2 separate regions of the Mus musculus genome follow, and region 2 is linked to region 1. A link is a contact called in ENCODE Hi-C or POLR2A ChIA-PET data. All regions are on one chromosome and are shown on one strand. The core of a region is the stretch at or near the end of the contact, and the rest is flanking DNA. Distances in the headings are between cores, read along the strand shown. Region 1 holds the start of Fam217a (family with sequence similarity 217, member A). Region 2 holds the start of Eci3 (enoyl-Coenzyme A delta isomerase 3).

The links. Hi-C counts contacts between places; a loop is a spot of excess contacts on that map. ChIA-PET counts read pairs that join two places held with the same protein, here RNA polymerase II (POLR2A).
Region 2: a map of left cerebral cortex shows a loop between it and region 1 (2.8-fold over the local background). The contact joins the promoter of Eci3 here to the promoter of Fam217a in region 1. A Hi-C loop is called at or near these places in 5 of 37 maps with a recorded cell type or tissue (heart and left cerebral cortex). POLR2A ChIA-PET finds 5 or more read pairs at or near these places in 1 of 5 experiments (Patski).

Annotation. Positions count from the first base shown.
Region 1 is chr13:34,918,254-34,921,564 of GRCm38, forward strand. It overlaps Fam217a (family with sequence similarity 217, member A), which reads right to left and starts at 1,739. Exons shown (of 8, transcript NM_027967.1): 1 at 1,358-1,739.
Region 2 is chr13:34,961,977-34,965,287 of GRCm38, forward strand. Eci3 (enoyl-Coenzyme A delta isomerase 3) reads right to left here and starts at 1,833. Exons shown (of 9, transcript NM_026947.4): 1 at 1,778-1,833. It overlaps Gm16984 (a long non-coding RNA gene), which reads left to right and starts at 1,974. Exons shown (of 3, transcript XR_873227.2): 1 at 1,974-2,107; 2 at 2,648-2,860.

The DNA of each region.
Region 1 (3,311 bases), core at 489-2,988:
CTTGAGTGTCCAATAGGCACACTTTAGCTTCTCCTCTTATAGCAGGGATGACAAAGACAGTGATGACAGGAAGATGATCTTGTGGAAAGCACCTCAACTTCCATGGCTCTCTGTCACCCTGGGTTACTGGAAGGAATGACAAGCACACTATTTCTTAGTTGTCCTTCAGGGAAAAGATGTCCATTTCTGCTGGCCTCTCGGTACCTTTCATATTCCGTTTGCTACTCACCGTGCAGGCAAGCATGGCTTCAGAATCCCTGTCTGTAAACATTTTCTCAGAGCTGATCACTATTTTCTACTGAATAGTGTGCATTTTTCGTGGTGCTCAGATACTCAGTCAGGGGCTAGAGAAAGGGCTCAGCAGTTCAGAGCACTGGCTGCTTTCCTAGAGGGTTCAGTTTTGATTCTCAGCACCCACGTGACAACTGACACACTGTAACTCCAGTTCCAAGGGATTTGACGCCCTCTGTGGTGTGCAGACATGCTTGTAGACAAAACACCTCTCCATAAATAAATAATACATTTGACCAGTGGGGAACATTTCAAATCAGTGGTGGACAGATGATATTTGGCATATGCTTTAGATCAATAATTTGATTTTATTCAACCCTCCCTCCCCATCTCCCTTTTGATTGATTCTCTCCATCCCAACTTAGGACTTTGTTTTTGTGATCACTAATCATAAGCATGCTAGTTGTTGATGTTGTTGTGTGTGTATTTGTATAATTCCTTTTAAAGAAACATGAGTAAAATATTTTTACTTTGAAGGATTTCTGTTCTCTTTTTTTACTTTAAAGTTTTATTTTAAAACTCAGTGTTTGCCAGGAGTAGAACCACATGCCTTTAATTCCAGTATTTGAGAGGCAGAGGTAAGCAGATCTCTATGACTTCAAGGGCAGCCTGGCCTACAGAATGAGTTCACAGCCGGAGCTATATAGTGAGACCCTGTCTGGGGAAACAAAACACAAAACAAAACAAACACAACAACAAAATTAACCTTCAACGTTTGCCTCCTTAACAATGCTATCTTATTTGGGTAGCTACCATTTTATTCCAAAAACACAAGAAATTTTGTTTTGAATCTACTTATTCCTACAGTGGATGGTAGTGATATATCTGAGAACATTTCCCCAGACAAGAGACACACATTGGTGAAACCCACCTCCTATAAAGGTGTTATACTTTGAGCACATTCTCAGTTACATGTTTCCTATTTTATTTTGCTCTTACCGCTCAACCTGGGTGTGCAGTTCCTCTTAAGCCTTCTAGTTCTCTGGATGCTGGTATAGAGCTGTTTTCCTGCCCCTCTGGGAAGAGCGTACCTTGAGTTTGGGCCTACTTTTCAATATGGACTTACGTTGTGGTGCTAGGACCGGTGGAGCTGGAGTCCTCTCTCTGGGAGTTGGGGCCCTCCCACCTCAGCTGCTGCGAGCCAAACACTCTTTTCAGAACGCTTCTTTTGAGAAACTTAGAGATGATCTTCTCTCTCTGGACGTTGCTGAACACTCTGCCTTCTGGGAGCCAGCTGGCCTTGTCGAATGCACAGCTGTGGCCTGCTGACAGTGGAAGGTGCTCTGGAGACACAGGAGCTCTCTTTGAAACAAGAACAAAAAAAAAGAAGACAGAAGCGGGGAGGAGGGGGAGGAGGAAGAGGAGGAGGAAGAAAGAAAGGAGAAAGAGAGAAGGAGGGAAGGAGGGAAGGAGGGAAGGAAGGAAGGAAGGAAGGGAGGGAGTTATTTGTTACCTAAGAGCCGTAAGCATGGAAAAACAACCCAGGTGCTGCCCTGCGCTGCTGTGGGATCAATTTAGTTAATGAGGAGGCTTCAGGCAAGGCCTAGGCAGCCACTGGCCCACATGGCAACTCACCCTCTGCTGCAGGCTAACAGCAATATATGGCCAGTCTTCCTGCCTTACTTAGCTCTCATGCCAAAGTGTTTTCCACCACATGTGCTTTAAACAAACAAACAAACAAACAAACAAACAAAGGACACTGACTCCCATATGTCTTACATACAGAAAAACAAAACACAACTAAACTAAACCACACCAAAAAGAAAAATCCATCTGATGATTTATTTCATGATAAAGTGGATGGAACAGGATTCTCATGTGTATATGGACAGTTCTTTTGCTTTTTGGCACAGGGTCTCTCTGTATAGACCAGACAGGCCTTGAATGTATAGAGATCTGCCTGACTCTGACTCTGCTCCCTGAGTGCTGGGATTAAAGATGTATACCACCAGCCTGTGGCATTTCTTTATCCATTTATCTGTTGCTAGACAGCTAGCTAGGTTTATTCCTCATACGCTGGCTATTTTTAACAGTGCTTTGAAGGACACAGGCATGCAGGTGTCTCTTCAACATAAGAATCTTATTTCCTTGGATTACTCAGTAGTGGGATGGTTGGCTCTATCCTAGTTCTGTTGTAAGTTTTTTCGATGAATCTTGGTATTGCTTTTCTCAATGACTACTGTGTTAATTTCCATTTTCACTAACGATGAAAGGGGGGTTTAAAATTCCCTTATCTCTGTCCCACCTTGTCAGCATTTTTTATTGCCTTCTGTTTTATTTTGGGAAGTTTTACTATTGAATGTGTATGAGTGTTTGGCCTGAATGTATGCACCACTTACTCTCAGCATGTGTGAGCCTGGAGCCTATAGAAGCTAGAAGAAGGGGTTGGCACTCCTGGAACTGGAACTGCAAATGGCTGCGAGCTGCCACGAGTGTGCTGAGAACCAAATGGTTGTGAGCTGCCACGGGTGCTGAGAACCAAATCGGAGTCCTCTGCAAGAGCAGCCAACAAAGTGCTCTTAACTACGGAGTCATCTTTCCAGCCCCTGTTTTCTTGATAATGGCCAATTTTTTTGTTTTGTTTTGTTTGTCAAGGATGACATTTAATGATCACGATCTACTTCTGGTTTCAGCTACTGTCCATAGCTTCAGTTAACTACGAACATTCCGTCAAGTGATATTTAGAGTCACAATTCAGAGCTTAGTGTCGGGCAGGCAATAGTTGTTGCACATCCTTAATCCTAGCACTCACGAAGAAGAAGCAAGTAGAGTTCTGTAAGTGTGAGGTCATCCTTCCTGGTTTACATATGGAGTTCCAGGCCAGTCGGGGCAACATGCTATCCCCTCCTCCCCTCCCACATACATACATACATACATACATATTGTTACATGGTGAAGGCAGGCAACTTTTAGGAACAAATTCCTGTATTAATATAACTTCAACATGTCCTTTCCTTTGTTTTCAGCCCAGGCTTCAGGAAGCAAGGTGAGCCATGCCCGGATGCATGGCTGTTCACTCT
Region 2 (3,311 bases), core at 583-3,082, 44 kb after region 1:
CTTTATGATGTTGCCAATGGCACCATTAATAATGACCTCCATATTGCTCTTATCTAGCAACTAAATGATAGTTGCTAAAACTCAGCCCATATTCAACTTTTTCCAGTTGTCCCAAAATATCTTCTCTGTGGATTTATTCTAATCAGAGGGGAATCGAGCAATGGACCAAACATCTGACTGCTAAATCTTTTACATTTTTTCAGGAGAGATACTTGGGGCTACCTTGTACTTTAACAGTATTTCAAGGCCTAACTCTAATAGAAACAGCAAAACAAACCAAAGCCTGCATGCATGCATCTCGTGTATGTATATATGTATGATATGTATGTATGTATGTATACCAGGGGCATGCCTTGTGACCACAGAGGTCTGAAACTAGAGTTAAGAGACAGCTAACATTGAAAATGTAAATAAGGAAAATACCTAATTTTAAAAAAATGTGAAACACCTCACAAATAGCAAGATGACAAATAAATAAATAAATAAATAAATAAAAACAGGAAAAAAAAAAGAGACAGCTAACTGCAACCCTATAGGTGGAACAACAATATGAACTAACCAGTACCCCGGAGCTCTTGTCTTTAGCTGCATATGTATCAAAAGATGGCCTAATAGGCCATCAGTGGAAAGAGAGGCCCATTGGACTTGCAAACTTTATATGCCCCAGTACAGGGGAATGCCAGGGCCAAAAAGGGGAAGTGGGTGGGTAGGGGGGTGGGGGGTATAGGGGACTTTTGGTATAGCATTGAAAACGTAAATGAGCTAAATACCTAATAAAAAAATGGAAAAAAAAAAGTAGGGTTGAAGGTGCTGAGAACCAATCCTGGATCCTCTTAGAGGAGCAGTAAGCACTTACTGCTGAGCTGTCTCTCCAGCCCACACATTTTTTTTTTTTTTTTAAACAATGTCAGATCTCAGGCTTACATTGCTTATCTAGTGCATAGAGTCTTAGCTGTACTTCGTTGCCTGGGTCCTCCATCTCAAGTCTCACTTGGTTCATTGCATTTTCAAAGTCCTGCTGACTGACTCTCGGCTTTGGTCTATCCAGGTTCACCTGAGCCACTGGTAACCTGAAGACCTGCAGAGACTACAAACACTGGTTTCTATTTGTTCCTTGCCCTTCATTTCTGCAGCAGGATTGCCGATTTGTCCCAAACCCTACAGAGCAAAATGCCATAGTTATATTCTCTCTCTGCTGTCCCAATAATCTAGTTTCAAATGATCACTGAATAAAATCTGTCTACAGATTACAGATTTTTTTCCTCTACATTTTATTTGAATTTGACAAGGGTTATTCCAAGGAGAGAGAAAAAAAAAGACGTTGTAAAATGTAAAGGCTCATTTAAAGCAAATTTATTCAAATGGAGTGTAGGTTTAGATTTTTGAGTTACCTCTCTCAACTAGGTCAACCAATTGCTTGAAACCCACGCTGGTGATAAGGGATTACGCATCTGCTGCGCTCCACTTAGCTAGCAATTGGTGCTTGGACAAAGTGTCACCTTCGCCAAGGCACTGTCTCCCTTAGGAAGTCGCCTGCAAGCCTGAGTGCTTTGGTGACATGAGGTCGCTGCTAGTCCAGGCTTTCTAGGCGGCCTGAGCACATCCATTCGTACAAGACAGGCGAGGTCACTCTTTAGAGCTCTCTCGCTGGGAAACCGTCAAAGCAATATCCTTCTGTCCTGCTAGCCAGACCAGATGACAGAGCGGGGCGGCTCCGCGGGCCCGCGACAAACCTCGCTGGAGACTTTGGGCCAGACAGTAGAGGCTGCAAGCTTACCTAGGACACCAGCACCGCGTACTCTTCTGCTCAAGGAAGGAAGTTAAAGCCAGCCTTGAGGACAAACAGAGCCGAGACGCTTAAGAATGGGTGGAATCGGTGGGAGGAACTGGGCAGGGGGCGGATCCAGAAGTGAATCCTGAGTGGAACGAAAGACTCCAGGAACAGAGGAAGGCAGAGGAAAAGTGAGACTGGGGGCGTGGTCTGAGTTGGGCCCGAGAAGGTTTCAGGGATGGGCACTTGGTTGAGGAAGCAGAAGCATGGCGCATGACTCTGGCCGCAGAGGACAAGGAGCTTTGGGCAGAGAAGGGCCTATGGGTGCAGAGTTCAGTGAGTGAGCTCTGGGAATTGGGTTCAAAGAACAAGGTGCAGGGGATTGGATGCAGAGGGTAGGGTGCGGGGCTTTGGGGTAGGAGGCAGAGAACCGGGTGCTGGGCAGAGAGGGGAGGGTGCTGAACGTAGCCGATAATGGACTTCCCCGCAGAGTGCTGGGTGCAGGGGCACACACCATGGTGTTCAGCTTTTTGCTTTTTATTTTAAAACATTTGTTTCGAGGCAAAAATCTCACGATAAATTGCCTCACTTAAACTTTGCTGATCCTTCTGTCTCTCTGCCTGTTAAGTGCTTGGATTACCGTGGACATCCCAACCTATTTTCGTTTAGAATTGGGGTGCCCAGCCTCTCTGGGTTTCTGCAGCCCATGGTTTCTCAGTCCAGACAGTGTTTTACGTGGGAAATCTCTGACCGTTGGTTCCATTCTCCCGTTGTGATCCTGCTCTCCAGAGCAGGTCTCTTAGGACTATTTCTGACTAGCAATTTGTTCAGCCCTTGCCTGCTGTTTATTAAACACCATTTTTCATCTCCGGACAGTCTGCTTGACAGGAGTGAACCGTTGAAACCCACGCTGGTGATAAGGGATTACGCATCTGCCGCGCTCCGCTAACTAGCAATTGGTGCTTGGACAAAGTGTCACCTTCGCCAAGGCACTGTCTCCCCAAGGAAGTCGCCTGCAAGCCTGAGTGCTTTGGTGACATGAGGTCGCTGCTAGTCCCGTGTGTTTCCACCTGTGACAACGACTTTGGGGTCAGTTGCCACCTTTTCTGTAAGCTGTCAGAAGGGTTAACTCTGGCTCTATGCTTCCAGGTATTTCTTTTACAGTAAGCCACAGCTCAAGCAAAGGAATTGGAACTTCCTTGAATTGAATTGAAAGCACCAGGGAAAGTGGTACCAAGGTGACTGTGATATCCCGCTGTGTAATTGCCGGGGAGGGACCTATTATGACTCTGTTAGGCACAAAGGACTTTGTACTCTTCATTCTCCCTCCTGTATCCTGCTTCGGTTTAGTGGTGCTGCTCATCTATGAAACTGGAAGAGAACGGACCGCTCCCCACCCCCAACCCCTTTCCTTCCCTCTCCTCTCCTCCCCTCCTTCCCTCTCCTTCCATGTCCTCTCCTCTCCTTTCCCTCTCACCCATCCCCTCTCCCCCTCCCTCCCCTCCTCTCCTTCCATCTCCTCTTCTCTTGTCTCTTGTCT